Linked DNA regions of Homo sapiens: regions 2 and 3 are each linked to region 1. The links are chromatin loops, found by intact Hi-C in ENCODE. Cell type or tissue: GM12878. All regions are shown on one strand. Each heading gives the region's core, and the rest is flanking DNA. Links, peaks and the distances in the headings are about the cores only. Region 1 holds the start of LINC01140 (long intergenic non-protein coding RNA 1140). Region 2 overlaps PKN2-AS1 (PKN2 antisense RNA 1). Region 3 overlaps LOC105378834 (a long non-coding RNA gene).

Region 1 (6,186 bases), core at 556-5,555:
TGGCAAACACTTTGCCACAACATTTCCCGGCCCAAGTATCTCAACCCTGCTGGGAAGGGAAAGGCTATCCCAAGAGCAGAGCAGAGGTCAGGATCCGCCTCTCCGAGGCTGCTGGCTCCTGAAACTGGGGCAGGGCTCTGTGCAGTTGGGACTTCCATTGCAGAGTCATTGAGAGATCACCAACACCAGCCTCTCCCAGAGTGGAGGGGTGGCCTCTACTCTGAATCTAGCAACAGAAAGGGGACCAGCTCCTGGGTATTTTTTCCAACAATTTATCCCATGTAATGAAATTGCTAAGCCTATATATTTATAGACACATACATACACACATATATATATACACACTTACAAATATGTATTATATATACAGCTCTATGTATAAACACTCACATAGAGGGAGTGTATAGCTTTTAATTGGGCCGTCTTCTCAAAATAATTAAGCCAGTTTTAATGAAATACTGTTTAAGGCTGCTGGCAAGCAAAGAAGCCATCTTTAGCAGAGCATTAATAAACTGAGTCATTCGCACAAGGGAATGGCTAGCTGTATCAGTCACATTCATGGTGCTAATAAAAGAGCTCAGTTCTCTGTGGCAGGCCAAGGATTGGAGGGCCGGGAGGGAGCACAGAGCCCAGTCATCTCGGGCTCACTGTCACAGACAGTCCTTACGGCTGCAGTGGAGTTCACAGTCCGAGCTGGAAGAAGGGTCTGCTTGCCCTCAAAGGATCCCAGCAGGAATCTCTGTCCATAGAAGAGTGAGGTGACCAATCCCAGGGGCTGGTGAGGTCTCTAGAGCTCCTTACCATCTGTGGGTGACACTGGACCAGGATTGGGAACAGGGTGCAAGCGTGGCCAGAGTTTCTCCTTTTGGTGTCCCAGTTCCTCGTCTACAGTGACCTGCCAACCCCGTGATATTAATGAGATAAACATGTTGGGAGGGTTTTTCAGAGGTGTTAATTGGGGGTAATGTTTAACTCATAAAATGAGGATAGTCATTCTCTAAACCAGGAATTTAGATAGGACTTCCCTTATCAATACCTCCTGCTGCTTTTTAGCTGCTGCTTTTTAGCAGCAGGAGGTATTGATAGGTAAAGGAGTATCTGGTTTGGTTTTTAGTCAAAGGGATGGTTTAGCCATACTCACAATGAGAATCTTTACAAACTGGACTGACTTTCACCAAAAGCGATGAGATGGACTTGCTGCCACATATAGGTCCATGCCGATGAGATGGTGTAGCAGTATCTGGTGCTGGAAAGGAAGGGGCCTGTGTAAGAGTCCCATCGTACCAACAAGGAAACTGACCTGCCCCAGTGTTACACCGTTTATCCCCAGCGGCACAGCCACATCCTGAATCCTTCTTCAAGAGTCCTGGGAGAAGAAAATAAGCCCCGTTACCCTCTCCTCCTTTCTGTCTTGGAGAGAAGAGGCCTATAAAACACTAATAGTGCAGGGGAAGTTTTTTCTAATTCCAAACAAGGTGGGAAAAGCAGGAACCTTTTGATTTCTGTAAGATCAATTTGGTGAAGGGCTAGCACGGAAGTTTAGACTGGACCATGATAACAGTTACCCTTTACTGAGCCTTTTCACTTGCCAGGAGGACACTGTAGATGCATAATAGTTCATAATCCTCACCACAACTCTGTGAGCTAGGAAGTTGTATTCCCACTTGACAGAACAGGAAACTGAGGCTCAAAAAGTTAACCAACTTACCCATAGTGCTAGAGCTCACAAACAGCAAAGGCAGGATTCAGACACCTCAAGGCAGTGAACAGGCGGCCCCTGGTTCTGGTCCTCCCTCTCCCGTTCTCCTCTACCCAGGCTTGATGCTGGGTCCATCCTCCCTTTGGCCTCACCATTAAAGCTAATGCTGACATTTCCATCAGCTTCCCAGTCTCACACTCCCAGGAGTAGCAACATGTATCAAGCCCTGGCGCAGACATAGTCCTTACAAAAGGCAACTTCTGGGGAAGAAAAAGAAACTCCTTGTTCTCCGCTCACTTTCAGAACTGATGCCCTGGCAGACATGAAGCGTGCTTTCGGCACGAAGGAGGAAGAAGAGGAACGCGCAGGGCTTGATTCCCGGTTCTCCAGAATTCGGAAGTGGAAGAAGCCTGGGAGTGACAAGGGACCCCAGATCCGGCCTAAACCAGCGCCCTGGGGTCAAGCCCCTGCGTAGTCCTGGACAAAGGAGCCGCGACCTGGAGGGGGGACCGGGAGAAGGGAACGGAGACCCCAGTGGAGCCAAGGAGCCTGGATGGGCAAAGGAAATGGGCGACGGGTAAATGGAGATGCAGCCGGGGATGGGAGAGGACGACCATCGACTGGGAAGCGGAAACCCCCTTGCGGTTTGAGGGCCCTGAGGAGGGGAAGCGCCCCGCACCCGCCCCCCAGCCCGCCTCCAGGGGTGAAGGACGGCAGGGCCTCCCGAGGCCGCCGCGCCGGGACAGCCTGACCGAGCAGCACCGAGACGAGGCCGGCGCCCACCGCCCCTGCCCGGCCCCCGTCCGCTCCTCGGGCTAGCACTAGGCCCCACCGTGCAAGCGCACTGTGCATCGCGCCTGCAGCCTTTCGAAAATAGAAAAATAGGGAGTATATGTAGTACCCCACACCCTTGTAATGATGCCGCTCCAAGCAAATGAGTCCTTAATAACAACAGGGTGCTGGGGGCAGCGACCGATGGGGAGCAAACAGCCTGGCCCTGTGGTGTAGAACTCGCGGCAATGGAGACTCCCGACACTCCATGTGGCACAAGTCCCAGGTCCCGGCGGGCCAGCATCCGGCCTTCCCCGGCGAGGAGCCGGGCTTCTGACGGGAGGGCAGGGTGGCGAGAGGGCGCCAGCAGGACGCCTGACCTTGCGTGAAAAACCAGAGAATTCCACAGCACCGTGGCGAGTGCTCCCCGGCTGCGACCGCGCCTCGGGCCGCGAGGATGTTCCTATGGCGCCACCTAGTGTCGGAGGTGCAGACAACGCTCTGGCGAGGGCTGCAAGGACGGCCTGCGACCAGCCCTGGAACCTCAGACTTAGGCTGGGACCTTGGGATGGGTCATCCCAGGGGCTCCAGCTGTGGACGAGTGATGCCCTTCCAACAGGCAAAAAGCCCCCCAGACGTCTCTCTCTTCCTGCTGCAACCAAAGCTAAAAAGAAAATTTGCCAGAATGAATGGAATAACTGACGGTCCCCTTCAATGAGACGTCCATGAGGTGATGTCTGGTTTTTCCTAAATACAATGGCCAGTCGATTATTAGTTCATCCAGAAAAAATATAGATGCTGTCATCGTATAAACATGAGTCTCCACATAGAACTGAGCCTCAGACCCGCTGGAGGTGCTCTGTCTGGGAAACACTGAACTAGAATTTTGGGTGGAACGAAGTAGAAGCTTTACTTTTTATTTAACAGTAGCCTGAAGACCTCCTGCAGAATAATGGAAAGGATAAAGACCTGGGAGCCAGGATACTAAGGTTCTGGCATTAGCTCTGCCCCCCAGTTGTCTGTTTGACCTCGACCAGAGGGAAACAGTTTTACTACCTCTCACAATACTGTGCAGTCTGGATTGGTATCTCCATGTAATCAATAAGGAAATAGGGGCTCCAGGAGTTTACCCAAGGCCGGGCAGCAGATCAGTGGCCAGACCAAGCTTCAGCTGCACGTCTGCCCGACTCTGAAGAGCACGTTGCCTTCACAAGCCATCAAATCCCTTCGTGCTTTGGCCTCTTCATCTACCGCTTGAAGGGTCTGTACCAAGTGGTCATGGTTCCTTCCAGATACAGCAAACCGTGATTCTAAGGTTTCACTGATCCCTTAAAATCCAGTTTTAGTGCTCACAAACCCCATGGTGATAACAAAAGAGCCTTTAAAAAGGATTTATCCACCTATAAAAACCATTAGATTTTATTTGGGGCTGTGGGCAAAGAACACCAAAGCAAACGTGTTGGAACATCAAACCTCCTTTAAAATTTAGGGCAGCAGGGACAGAGGAGAAAATCTGCACAGGGCAAGGAGGGACAACTTACAGATTCCATGGCTGGAACCAGACTGCGGGACACTATTTATCTGCCATTGGCTTCCTGGGGGATAATTGCCTCCTGACAATTGTTTAGACTTGATAAATACATGAAATGGGACCGCCAACAGTTTATCTGGCTACCAGTTCAGATCCGGACAGAACCAGATGAAGAAGTCAGGCATATTTGCAATAACCTCAAAGATAAAACCTTCCTATCAGAGGCAGCTTATCTCCTCCTCTGGGTCATGCTGCCTAGTAACTGCCACCTCCAAAAGAAGGAAGGGGAGAGCACTTCTAGCAGGGGGTTCACAGTGGGCCTTGCTTGCCTTGAACTCCCCTTCCTGCCCACACGACAGGCCACCTGTCTGGCAGCAAGGGAGTGGTACTGTGCCCTGATCTGGAAGGCTTAGGAAAGATGTTGGCAAGGAAAGTGGAAGTAATGAGCAACTAGATCCCAAAGCCAAGGTCACCTAACTCTGAGATGAATGCGTTCCTTGTGGGCTCTTCCTCTGTTTCACATGGACAAGCTAAAGGAACTTCAGGCCTCCCCAGCAAAGATAACACCATGAATCGCAGCTCACAGGAGCTGGGACCCTGCTGGGCTACATACTCACCCCATGACCAAAGGCAAGTGGGACCTCTGGGCCTCAGTTTCCTCACCTCTCAGGGGTTTGAGCTAAATAATCCCTAAGATCCTACTGAGCCATTTTATGGACTGGAATCAAACCAGCCAGACCTCTTTATGGTTTAAAAGAGGCCAGAGGTTTCATCGAAGAACCATCTCCCTCCCTTACATTTTTCCTCAGCCCGCTTGCTTTTCTCTTCTCCCTCCCCGACACCTCTCATTTGCCGGCCACAAACCTCCATCCTCCAACTCCTTTCCAACGTCAGTAGCTGGCTCCACCAGGCTGGCTAAGGAGCGAGGAGACCATCACCTCAGAAAGCAGCCCCGCTGGGAGGTCCACGGAGCAGTTCGCCGAGCTGTGCACAGGCCCTTTATTTTCCATCTGTCAAGAAAGGAAGCTGCCTGTTGCTTATTTCCTCCTCCCACTCTTCTCCCTTCCCGCCAGCAGACTCTTCCACTTTCAAAATATTCTGATGGGGGATCACAGGAGTTTTCCTCAAACAAGATCACTTGGGGTCAACTACTGAGCAACTCCCAGCCTCAGCCCCACCCATTCCCTCACCCTCCAGCTTGAGCAATAGCTCCAGTTAGTAAAGCAGTTGGATCAACAGGACAACAACCAAAAGTGACCTTCTACGTCCTAAAGCCCTTGCCTGACACCACCTCTTTTTTTTTTTAAATTATTCAGGGGCCTTTTGGGGACCCCCAGTTGAGCTGTATTCTGCAGAAAGAACTTCCAAACGAAAGGAATAAGGCATTGTTTTACCAAGAGCCTTTTCTCCCTCAAGAAACACAATGTAAACTAGGAAACTTGCACTTTCTTTTACCTTTGGGTAGATGAGCAGAAGGGAAGAGTTACTACCCAGGGTGAGGTCATTCCTCCATGGTGGTAGAATATCTGGTTCTTTCAGTTTCCCCATGGTGCTGGCCTCACAATAGGTGTTCATGAGGTGCAGGCTAATTGGGTGAGTGGATGCAGTGCTCTGATGGATTTATTCAGTGTACAAGATTGCAAAGCCATGTGCCAGCAAAGGCTTAACCACCCCACCCTACCCTTCAGACCAGCCCCATAGCTTTCCATGTCCCTGTCTGCCCAGCCTCAGGCCAAAGCAAAGGCAGGGATCTGAGCTGTACCCACTGTGAATGCCCATCTCCTGACCCCTGTGCTAGTGTCTTGTCCCTGCATGCCTCGGCTGTCTTCTCTCTGGACTATGATTCATGGCAGATATTAAAAAGGAAACAGCATCCTTCAATTCTTTCTACCATTTCTCTTATCTTTAAAGGGTTCTTATTAAGCAGTATCTTCAAACTTATTTATGTGATGTCATGCTAGGAAGCAGCGTTGTCAATGTGCCACTTTCCATGAGCACTGAATTCAGTAAAAATAAAAGCCAAATAAATGATATATTGTCTCCATGCAGAATCTTCTCTAGTCATGACTAGCTATCCAGATAGTAGGGAATCCCTAAAGATAATCAGATAATGGTGACTTTTGCTTACTGAGGCAAGCTCCCCTTTCCTCTGCGCTTCTGGAGTGATTGATCCAGAGAGGCCAGC
Region 2 (6,186 bases), core at 671-5,670, 1.5 Mb before region 1:
CAATGCCAGAGCTCTACATGATTCAGACTATTCTGATTGCTGCTTTGCCTCTGCTGTCCATTATGGTAGCTATGCTCACCTTGCCTTTGATGATTGAGTACTGCCACTTGGCCCCTGCCACCTCGGGATCCAATTATTCCCATTGTATTTAAATTTTGTAGTTGAGTGACTGTGGTTCCCACTGTTAGATCTGACATACAGAGAAAAGCAATTACACAGCTTTAAAAAATGTAGGTGCTGCCCTCACAGATCTATTTCACAAAGCATTGGTCAAGGATATATCTTCTGGACCTTCCCATCTGGGATGAGTAGGTCTAAAGTGACTAATCCACTCCACCATCCCAATCTCCCTAAGCCTTTGAATCCCTTCTTCTACATTAACCCATGGGAGATCAGGCATTTCCAGCTTGCTCACAGTGGGCCATTTTTTTTTTTTTGAGAAAGAGTCTCACTCTGTTGCCCAGGCTAGAGTGCCGGGGCACCATCTCGGCTCACTGCAAGCTCTGCCTCCCAGGTTCATGCCATTCTCCTGCCTCAGCCTCCAGAGTAGCTGGGACTACAGGCGCCCACCACCACGCCTGGCTAACTTTTTGTATTTTTAGTAGAGACACGGTTTCACCACGTTAGCCAGGATGGTCTCGATCTCCTGACCTCGTGATCAGCCCACCTTGGCCTCCCAAAGTGCTGGGATTACAGGCCTGAGCCACCGCGCCTGGCTAGTGGGCCATCTTTTAATCCATATTTCAGCTAACCAAGCAAATAAGCTATTAGAACTTTTTTTTTAACTCCCTGAGCTGCAACATTAAATGCAGAATCCCTACTTAGTGGGCCCAAATCAATACATTCAGCCTGATCCTACTCTATGTTCCTTTTACCACTATCCCACACCTTTAATATCCATTCCCATGCCTGCTCTCCAGATTTCTATTTATATAAATTAGAAAAACCAAGCAGTTCTTTTTGAGTGTAGCGCACCTCCTCATGGGTCACACTCTCAACCTCACCTCTAGGGGCCTGCCAGGACTTTAGTCTAGTTATAGGTCTAGAAGCAAATAGGAGTATTGGGGGTGGCTTCTGAGGAGAATCAACATTATCTTGACTGGCAACTGCCTCAGGGGAGGCCATCACTATTGCCTCAGGCAGAAGAGAGTTTATCTCCTCAAACAAAGGTGGAAAGGCTGAAGGCAGCATGGATTGAGGAGGGGATTTTGCCACTACTGGGGATGAGGAAGCTGTTTCTTCTAGCAAGAAAGGTTCATCAGAGTTTACAAGCTCAGTGTCCCCAGCTTCATCAGGGTCCTCCCACATATCCCCATTCTAAGTAGCAGGGTCCCATTCTTTTCCAATCAATACCCTTACTTTAACAGTAGACACCTGGTGAGGCCGTGCATGCACCTTTCATTGCAGGTCAGCCACTCACATGATAAGAGCTTGTGTCTGATTTTCCACAATTTCAGCTCTTTCTCTACAGGAGATAAGACTCTGACTCAGGACAATCTTAGAAGATTTGAGGCTCAGTATCTGCTTCTGAAGTTGGGGGTTAGAATCCCTGAATCTCTGAGTTCATAATTTTCTTTAATCACTTTATCCAGTGAACTTAGGAATAACAAACCAGCTTCATTATGTTCCTTGGTTCTCCACATATGGTCAAAGGTATTATGTATAGAGTCACTAAACTCCTTTCCTCTCACAAGCAGTGAATCAGGAGTGTCAAATGCATTTATTTTGCATAACTCTCTGAACAGTTCATTCCAAGGGCTATCAGTGTTCTCCATTAGAAGCAGAGTCCTTAGTGTTTTTGGGTGTAATCATATTAAGCAGCCAACTCCAGAAACCCCAAAACCATCTAAAGAACTCCATCCTTAATATTCTGTTCCTCTAGAACCACTGCTGGTACCAAAACCTGTATTGGTCAGGGTCCTCTAGAGGGACAGAACTAATAGGATAAAAATATATAAATATATATATGGATATGGATATATATATGGATATATATATATCCTTATATCTTATCTCCTTATAGTCTCCTTATAGTCTTATCTACTGTCCTATTATAAATTCATATATATATATATATATATATATATATATATATATATATATATATAAAGGGGAGTTTATTAAGTAGTGTTAACTCACATAATCACAAGGTTCTACAATCCCACAATAAGCCATCTGCAAGCTGAGGAGCAATGAAACCAGTCCGAGTTCCAAATCTGAAGAACTTGGAGTCTGATGTTCAAGGGCAGGAAGCATCCAGCACGGGAGAAAGATGTAGACTGGGAAGCTAGGACAATCTTGCCTTTTCACATTTTTCTGCCTGCTTTATATTTGCTGGCAGCTTATTAGATTGTGCCCACCCAGATTAAGGGTGGGTCTGCCTTTCCCAGCTCACTGACTCAAATGTTAATCTCCTTTGGCAATACCCTCACAGACACACCCAGGATTGGTACTTTGCATCCTTCAATCCAATCAAGTTGACACTCAGTATTAACCAACACTACCTGGTTCATGCATAGGTTCTTGTCCTTAAGAAATATGTTGCATATAGGGGTGCGGTAGGATGAAATTCTCTTCTTTTTCAGAAATGCAAATGTGATGGAACATCTCCACATTTGTATAATGTAAATCGTTTGTTATCTGGCTTTGAAACAACTAGAACATATATATAATGGACTTTTCTATTAAGCAATAAAGCCTATGGTTGCAAAAATGTAATATGGTCAAAGTGGTCTGTTACAGCAATACCCTAAAATCCCACAAGATGGGGATATTTCCTGCATTTCAAAAGGAAATAGTGACTCATACCATTGCACGAGCAACTGAAGAACAAAGAACCCTTTTCACTGGTTTTACGAGGCCCCTTTGCCCCTAGTTTAGTATTGTGAGGTATTTTTTGAAGGGCTAAGAAAGAAGCACCAAGAAAGGTATCCATCTTTTCCATTGATCTTGAAATTCTACTATCTGTGTTTCTCTTGTCTGTGTTGTACATTGCATTGGTATTAGCATATGTCAAGCACATATAATCTTGCTGTATTTGTCTATTTTCCCACATTTCACTCTTAGTTTAAGCAGGGTGGCCTAGTTAGGGAGTGGGTTTTGGAGCCTATTTAGGGTGTGGGTTCAAATGATCGTTCTGCCTCTTATAGTGTGATCCTGGGCTTGGACTTCAGCTTAATCATAAGCAAATTGAGGTATTAATACCTACTTTACTGTGTTTGAGAATTAAGTGAGATAAAGTATGTGAAGCATCTGTCACATGAAAAATACTCAAATACCATTTTTCCCCATTAGAAGAATTTATACATTTTTAGCTTTAAAAACTTCCTGCTAGATTCTAGAATAGTAGTTCTATACACTTAACCTAGAGAGAGTTAAGTGGTTATAAATGACCTATCTATATGTATTCTGAATAACTGAGTCAACGGAACTTGAAAGAAAATGAGATTTTTCCACATATAATATTAATTTGGTGACAAATAAACTATGCATATCTAGATTAAGTCATGTGTATTTAGGGTTGGTACCTGGAGATGGTGTTTCTTACAATAAATGGTGGCAACCAAGTAAGTGTAAGTGAGTCCATGGGCTCTGCAGTCTGGCAGACTTGAATTCTAATAATTCCTTTGTTACTTATCAGCTTCATGACCCTGGCAACTTACTTAACTCCTTTTTTGGGGACTTCATTATTTATAAAATTGGGCTGATAATTAAATACCTTCCTGATAGGATGGTTGTGAAGAATCAGAGAGGTAATACAAGCAAACCATTTAACACAAATGTCTGGCTCATGATATATGCTCAGTAAAGAGTTGACATTATTATTACTATTATTATTTAAGTTGCTCCATGCTCCTTTTTTGGTTGATAGACCATAGGCTGCCTAATTTTAGTGTTCCCTCTATTGTTTGTATTACTTTTGTATGTGTCAAAAGTATCTTAGAGTTTTCTGTTTCTTAATTATGAAAAAAATGGAATCCTTCTGAAAATGGTCATTTGTGTGAAGAAGATGAACTGATTTTATATAGATATACTTTACAGCTTTTGTCCCCAAATTATGATACAATGGAATGACATAACATGACATTGTATGTAAAGCATACATAATGCAAGGGTGTGGCTAAAATACTTAGATATATTTTATTGTGTTTTAATCAGCTTGAAGGAGCACCTGATTTTAAAATTAGAGAACTTGCAATTGCAGTTGGAGTTCGGAGAATGTATTTTAAAGATGTCATAATGAGCTTGTTTTATTTATTTATTTGGTCAAAATATGAATTATGCATTTACTGTTTTGCTTGGGTGGTGAAACTGACAATCTAATTAACAACATGACACAGTTGACAATAATAAGGCCTTTTGTTGTAGAGTACCTCATATTTTATAAAGTATATTTACATCTATTATCTTTTATAATTTTTGATTTTCGTGGATACATAGTAGGTATATATATTTATAAGGTACATGAGACATTTTGATACAGGCATGCAATGTGTTATAATCACATCAGAGTAAACGAGTTATCCATCACCTTAAGCATTTATCCTTTGTGTTAACAACAATCCAATTAGACTTTTTTAGTTATTTTAAAATGTATAATTAAATTTTATTGACAACAGTCATCCTATTGTGCTATCAAATACTAGTTCTTATTAATTCTTTCTATTTTTGTACCCATTAACCATCTCCACTTAAGTGCTTATTTCACTTAACATAATGATCTTCAGTTCTATCCATGTTGTTGCAAATGACAGGATCTCATTCTTTTTCATGGCTGAATAGTATTCCATTGTGTATATATATCATGTTTTCTTTGTCCACTTATTTATTGATGGACAATTAGGTTGCTTCTAAATCTTGGCTGTTGTGAATAGTGCTGCAGTAAATGTGGGAGTGCAGATATCTTTTTGATATACTGATTTTCTTTCTTTTGGGTATATACCTAGCAGTGGTACTGCTGGATTATAAGGTAGCTTATTTTCAGTTTTCTGAGGAACCTCCAAACTGTTTGTTATAGTGGTTGTATTAATTTACATTCCCAACAATAGTGTACAGGGGTTCTCTTTTTTTCATATCCTTGCCAGCATTCATTATTGCTTGACTTTTGAATCTATACAATTTTAACTGAGGTGAAATGTTATCTCATTGTAGTTTTGATTTGCATTTCTCTGATGATCAATGACATTGATCACCTTTTCACAAACCTGTTTGCCATTTTTATGTCTTCTTTTGAGAAATGCCTATTCATATCCTGTGCCAATTTTTTAATTGAATTATGAAATTTTTTTCTTATAGAGTTGTATGAGCTCCTTACATACTCTGGTTATTAATCCCTTGTCAGATGAGTAGTTTGCAAATATTTTTTCCCATTCTGTGGGTTGTCTTTTCACTTTGCTGATTGTTGCCTTTGTTGTGCAGAAGCATTCTAACTTGGTGTGATCCCATTTGTTCATTTTTGCTTTGGTTGCCTGTGCTTGTGGGGTAAAGAAATCTTTGCCCACTGTAATGTCCTAGAGAGTTTCTCTAACATTTTCTTTTTCTTTTCTTTTCTTTTTTTTTTTCTTTGAGATGGAGTCTTGCTCTGTCACCCAGGCTGGAGTGCAATGGCTCGATCTCGGCTCATTGCAACCTCCACCTCCTGGATTCAAGCGATTCCCCTGCTTCAGCCTCCTGAGTAGCTGGGATTACAGGCATCCCCACCACGCCTGGCTAATTTTTGTATTTTTAGTAGAGATGAGGTTTCACCATGTTGGCCAGGTGGGTCTCGAACTCCTTACTGACCTTAGGTGATCTGCCCACCTTGGCCTCCCAAATTGCTGGGGTTACAGGCGTGAACCACTGCTGCTGGCCTCCCCAGTGTTTTCTTGTAGTAGTTTCATAGTTTGAGGTCTCAGATTTATGTCTTTAATCAATTTAGATTTGATTTTTATATATGATGAGAGATAGAGGTCAAGTTTCATTCTTCTGCATATGGATATTCAGTTTTCCCAGCAGTATTTATTGAAGAGAATATCCTATCCCTAGTGTACGTTCCTGGAAACTTTTTCAAAAATGAGTTCACTGTAGATGTGTGGATTTACTTTTGGTTCTTTATTCTGTTCTCTTGCTCTATGTGTCACTTTTTATGCCAGTACCATGCTGTTTTAGTTACCATAGCTCTGTAGTGTAATTTGAAGTCAGGTAACG
Region 3 (6,186 bases), core at 823-5,822, 320 kb before region 1:
CCTATTCTTGATAATCATATTAAGATGATGAGAGACAGTCAACATAAGCAGAAGCAGGGTGAGGGATTAAAGTAACACTTTCTAGTATTTTTGCAATTTCTTAAAGTCTAAAATTAATTCAAAATAAAATAATGTTTTAAAACTAAAAATAAATAAATAATTAAGTAAAATGGATCTCTTCTATTAAGGGTTTTCTAGAAATCTCCATCTTTCCACCACTCTCCTATAAAAGTTTCAATAACATTTTCCAAAACCACTTATCACTATTCTAAACTGCCAGTGATCAAAAGGGCAGCCTTGCAGGTTGCCAAATTAGTGAAGAAGAGGAGAAAGCTAGAAGGAAGAGGAAGTGGAGCATCTGAGGGAAAGATTTTTAAATGACCTCCTTTGTGTTGCTAAATTTATTCATATCCTGGAATGGGCTACAACCATCACAAGGACACAAAAATCATCAGGTAAATTCAAGGACTTTTTAAAAATGCATCTAACCACCTCCTGTCCAAAACATTCAAGCTTAACCTTTCTCCTGAAAATGCAATCTGCTCTCTACACCCTGCCTGCATACCAGATTCTGAGACCTAGATTGCCACAGGAGCAGAACCATCACCTTGTCCTGATTCAATAGGTTCTTGTTGTTACATTATCAGCTTAAGATCCTGGGGTATGTGGAGATGTGCCTATTCATTGCTGAAAGACTTCATGCACAATTTATGTCCTTCACATAACTTTGTCCTTAAAAGCTATTTTCTGAATCCATTTCAGTTGTGTTTTCCCAACAGCCATATTAGGAGGTGACTGTTGTTTTTGCATATTCAAAGTAAAAGAAATGAGACAAATATCTCAAAATGATTGAGGTGCTCACAATAAAAAGGTAGTGATAAAGATAGTACCAGATCTCGTATCTGTAGCTTCTGTGCCCTTTTTCGTAGTCCAGAGGACTCAGCTACTCTAGCAAATGGATATATGAGAACTAGTGACCACAGTTAATCCAGCTGACATGACACCAGCCATTACATTCAAGTGCAGCGACGCATTTTGCATTGCTTAGCTCTTTCTAGTTTTCAAAGCCCTCTTCACATATTTTATTGAATTTGATCCTCAAACCACATTGTAATGTAAGTAGAATAGCTATTTCCTTTTGGTAATCCTAACATCATGCCATTCAATATATAAATAAAGCCCCTTTATTTATATTACCTTATCTAGGTCCCACTAAAAAAAAATATATAAAGTAGCAGTGTCCCCATTTTCTAGATAACTGAGGCTCAAAGATTAACTGGTCCAAAGACACCCAGGCAATGAGGGGGAAGATGGAATATAAGAGCAAGTCTTTTGACTCATATTTCCCCCACTGTGCAATAGCTGCATACCAAAATGAGGAAAAATTACAAGTTTCTGACTATGAGTCCAAAAATGAGTTAACATGTGACTTTATACTAGAGGAGAATCTAATGAGGTCACTCTGCTTAGCTGTTTAGCTACCACTGCTATCCCAGTGGGACTGGGCAAGAATAGAACCAAGTCATGCAAGTAAGAGCAGCATCTGATCGGGCGATGGGCTTGTATTCAGGTTGTTATCTCTATGGATAGCTGTGGTTCCCTGAGGAACCATTCCAAAGACGTTAGAAGAGCCAGGTAGAACCCACATTAATTCATTGGTTAAAGCTCAGAAATAATCATGAGGTCTCTGAGACAGGTGACAATTAGTCATAGGACGGCTCCTATTATACACAAAATTTCGTTGAGCCAGCTCTCCATACTTTACTTCTTGCCCTAGTGTATCTTAAAGATGTGGTTTTCCCCTTGCCTAATCCAGGAGAGCTGGATTTCATAACTAACAGGACTTTAGACTTGTGCTTCACCTTTCAGCAGGCTGCTGGGTTCCATGATGTCCCAGAGCCTGACTATGTGCTTATGATAAAAAAATAAAAAAATAAAAAAATAAACTGAAGAGGGACCCCAGGCTGCAGGAGTGAGATGGGCATGCGAAGAATTGCATTTTCTCTGGTTCCTAGGTATGCTGAAGATGGCATCCAGGAGAAACCTTCTGGCCATCCCTCAAACTGTCCCATAGCTCAGCTGGCAGCTGCGACTTAACTTACAGTGACATCAGCAACATGATGAATTCCATTGCCAGCAGCCTGGACTCCAGGAGGCGCCCCAGGCGTGGCTGATGTGCACAGGTAGGAGCCTGTCCTCTGCGTGGCCTCTGCACTGGAAGAGCTTCAGGGCCTTTTCCTCCAGGGCTGATGGGATTTGTGTTTCGCCTCTGTTTGTTTTTATGTACCTCTGTTTGGGGAAACTTTCAAGCATGCAGAGCAACATTCTGATAAATAGTGCAGTGAGGAGCTGTGCTGCATCCTGGAGCCGAAGGTCACAAGGAAGAAACCAAAACCGGTAAACTCAGGGGTGTTGTGGCCCGAATCTGTAAATCCAAACAATCTCACAGTTATGAAATGGAAAGTTTGTGGGGAAAAACAAATGCTTTGGTTATTACAGTGTTACTACATTCATAAAATATATTTCATTGGGGGGGAGTTTACACAGGGGGTAATGAGATTTTTGCTTTATACATTATTTATAACTGCTTAATCCAGGTACTGTGGGTTATTTTTTTATTCCTTCATTTTCACAGCTACAAAACACTTCAGTATTTCTAATGTATTTCTGCTTACAATACAGATGTTCTCAATTGTGTTTCTAACTACATTTCAACCGTTATGATCACGTTTATTTGTTTGTGTCAGCACACAAGCTGGGGTTGAATGTGCAACACACAATAGTAAGGCTTCAAGAAGCCTGTAAAAAGGCCTCTTGTGCTTTCATTATCAACAAATTAAAATATGCTGTGTGGCACTATCTTTATCATCAGTGGTTTTAATCTTTGGATAATTCCCCTACAGTTGGGTAGGCAGAGCGACAGCCCTCTCTCGGTGCAGAAAGGTTGCATGCCTTAAAACAGCACTTTTCAAGATGACCATTTGGAAGCAACATTTGGAGAACATTTGGGTTATGTCCTCTAACTGAATTTCCAAGCTGTTGGTAACGGACTAAAGAAAATGCAGTCTGTACTGAATACTAAGAAAGCAAGAGTGGAAGAGCCTTGAAGGTCATGTGTAAATATTGACATTTTAATTTTATTTAGTATACCAAGTTGGGGCCCTTGCATTGCTTATCTTGCCATAAAAACTCTTCACCCACTTGCACTGCCCTGCAGATTGTCAGGGAAAGATCTGATCTGAGCAGCCGTGGCTACTCTTCCTGCCATTGCTAACAAGACTGAATTTTGTTTGTGCAAAATCTGAGTCAAAGGGGTGTTCCTCCCCTCTCATCTCCATCACGGACTGATGCGCCTGATTAGATAACAGAAATTTGTGGGCTGAATGTTCATGTAGAGACATGAAAGCCAAGATGCAAAACCAGTCAGAGAAAACAGCCTCCCACTCACTCACAGAGTCAAGTCAGGTGTCTAAAACCAAAGTTATTTGGGGAACCAATAACTGGCTAATTTGGCCAGAACACCCTTCTCTGTGTCCTCAGCAGCAGCATGAGGAAGAAATACCAGCATGTCCTCAGGCCTTGTACCCTTCTTAGAAACCAGAACTCTACCTGCGGAGCTTAATCAGGGCCACATTCTGAAAGTGAGATGCAGGCGACAGCCAGGTCTCTCCACCAGCAGCAGTGGTTAGAATGCCCCACGCACTTAACAACTTCCGGGACACATTTGACTGTTGACCTAAAACAGCACTGCTTTCCTCTGCCAAAGCAAAGAGCCTGGCTCATGTAGAATAGGCCAGCAGTTTGGTAACTTGCCAGAGGCTCCTGTCTCCCTACAGTGAGGTCACCAGAATCACTTACCTCCTGAAACACAGTCGACTGAAATGAAGGTCCAGCAGAAATTAGGGGCCAGTGAGTTAAACATGGAGGAACCAGGGCCACTTCAGATGGTCTTTGGCCTAAAAGGTTTTCCCTAAGTGCAAAGAAGAAAATTGAATGTGGGAAAAAAATGATCTTTTAATGCTTCATAACTCAACTCTCTGACTTACCTCAAAAAGAGAGAAATAGTGTAAAAAGCCAACACCATTTTCTGCCCTCTACATTTGGGTTTCAAAAGGTGTTCCTCAAACAATGATCTGGCTTCCATGCCAAAATAAATGTCATGATTTACACCTCATGCTTATGTTTGCAATCCTAATCACCCTTCCCTATGCCAGCTTTATAAGTCTTGCTCAGTTCCACTATTGAAATAGTACACTTGGATTCAAACAACACTCAAAACCCTTGTTTTTTGTTTTGTTTCATTTTTAACTATTACTGAGTGGTAGGGTCAATCCCATTCAAAATTCCCAAGTAGACAAAATCTGTGTCTGTGGCCCTTCCCCTTCCCCTCACCTTCTTGGCAGCCTCCCTCCATTCCCACTGATGAACTTCCAAGCTTCCTGCAGCTCCACTAGTCCTTTTCAACCAAAGGAAAACAAAGCAGTTTCCTACATTAGCGTATCTGCCTTTGTAAAGTAGTTTAGTGTTTTGCACAAACCAAGAGAATGTTCATTTTAAAAGCAGGAAAGAAAGCCAAAGGAATGAACCATTACAGATGGAGTGTCAGACACCATGGCACCTGGATAAAATATAATTTGGGGCAGGGGAGTATATTCTCATCGTCCCTAAAGTAGATGAACCAGTCAAGTCAGTACCCATAAGGCAGGCTTGATAAATCTCAGGACCAGGCCCCTCCACCCGCAACAAACACACATACACCTCTCCATTGTGATGTTTTAGGCGCAGTGTATAGTAGCTCTGCCTATCTACCCAGAACCTAATGTATTCACCTGAAAGTAAACTAACAGAGTCTGGCTGTCCTGGTGATTCTCAAGACCCTATTGCCTCCTCACTTACCCAAAGGAAAGGAGCAGTAGTTTTTTTAAAAATTCAAGAAATCAGTTAAAAAAAATATGTTAGTGTTTCTCTGAAACATCTAAGTTAGCGTGGCACAATTCATTTTATTTATAAAGAATTTGATTAACTCTGGTTAGCCCAGATTTGCTTCAGCCTGAAGCCCAACATCTCCTTTGCAGTGTGGTATCCTTCAGTTGCTCATTACTTGAGCCAACAGAGGCGGGAGGGGAGATGGAGAAAACTGGTTTTATTTGAGCTTGTGAAAATGCCTTTTTGTCAAGTTCAATGTCATAAGTTTTCTTCCACAAGAAAGTAGAATATACTTTCTGGTGAGCAATAGTTCTTTATTGTATAGAAATGGTTCCTAATTCTCAGCAGATAGAGATTTGAGAAAACAGGGGAGTTCTCCCAAGTCACAAAGAATAATGTGATGGTCAACGTGATAGACGGTTGTACGCTTTGATAGCTAGTTTCACACTGATTTTCTGACACATGAGAGAGGAGCAGTGCCTGTTGCCCAAGGAAGGCAATCTGCTGGGAGGAGGAACACAAACATCCCCAAAGGCTACCAGGTCAACTGTCATTTTCAAAATTACCATTAAAAGTAGGCTGGTGGGCCGGGCATGGTGGCTTAAGCCTGTAATCCCAGCACTTTGGGAAGCCAAGGCGGTTGTATCACAAGGTCAGGAGTTCAAGACCAGCCTGGCCAACATGGTGAAACCCCATCTCTACTCAAAATACAAAAGTTAGCCAGGTGTGGTGGCTGGTGCCTGTGGTCCCAGCTACTCAGGAGGCTGAGGCAAGAGAATTGCTTGAGCCCGGGAAGTGGAGGAAGCAGAGAGCCAAGACTGAACCATTGCACTCCAGCCTGGGTGACACAGTGAGACTTCGACTCAAAAACAAAAACAAACAAACAAAAAATTAGCTGGGTGGTGGTAGGTGCCTGTAGACCCAGTTACCTGGGGGTTGAAGCAGGAGAATCGCTTGAACCCGGGAGGCTGCAGTGAGCCGAGATGACACCACCGTGTTCCAGCCTAGGCTGCAGAACAAGACTCCATCTCAAAAAAAAAAAAAAAAAAAAAAAAAGGAGACTGGGCAAAGTGGCTCATGCCTGTAATCCTAACACTTTGGGAGGCTAAGGTGGGAGAATCACTCGAGGTCAGGAATTTGAGACCAGCCTGGGCAACATAGTAAGACCCTGTCACTACAAAAAATAAGAAACAATTAGCCAAGCATGGTGGTGTATGCCAGTAGCCCAGAAATTCAAGGTTACAGTGAGCTATGGCACCA

The links. Peaks named below come from ENCODE experiments on the same cell type or tissue, not always from the same donor. Only the 100,000 strongest peaks of a DNase experiment are listed, where the experiment ranks them.
Region 2: a loop joins it to region 1, with 4 times the contacts of the local background. A loop is called at or near these places in 11 of 110 quality-filtered maps.
Region 3: it touches region 1 in a loop (4-fold over the local background); 2 of 110 quality-filtered maps call a loop at or near these places.

What each region holds. Positions count from the first base shown.
Region 1 is chr1:87,128,674-87,134,859 of GRCh38, reverse strand. LINC01140 (long intergenic non-protein coding RNA 1140) reads right to left here and starts at 5,095. Exons shown (of 3, transcript NR_026989.1): 1 at 4,866-5,095; 2 at 1,142-1,246. In GM12878, for the core only: a CTCF peak has its summit at 2,943 (motif pointing left); no DNase peak of the experiment used is centred there; H3K4me3 peaks cover 577 bases.
Region 2 is chr1:88,592,148-88,598,333 of GRCh38, reverse strand. The region is part of intron 1 of PKN2-AS1 (PKN2 antisense RNA 1); the gene reads left to right. Among named protein-coding and RNA genes, the nearest start is that of PKN2, 89 kb to the left of the region's middle. In GM12878, for the core only: a CTCF peak has its summit at 2,754; a DNase peak (open chromatin) is centred at 2,773.
Region 3 is chr1:87,447,018-87,453,203 of GRCh38, reverse strand. It overlaps LOC105378834 (a long non-coding RNA gene), which reads right to left. Exons shown (of 4, transcript XR_947565.3): 3 at 3,859-3,970; 4 at 1-2,425. Among named protein-coding and RNA genes, the nearest start is that of LINC01364, 78 kb to the right of the region's middle. RefSeq lists an enhancer at 3,232-3,611. In GM12878, for the core only: no CTCF peak of the experiment used is centred there; DNase peaks (open chromatin) are centred at 2,363 and 3,603; H3K4me3 peaks cover 644 bases; H3K27ac peaks cover 2,505 bases.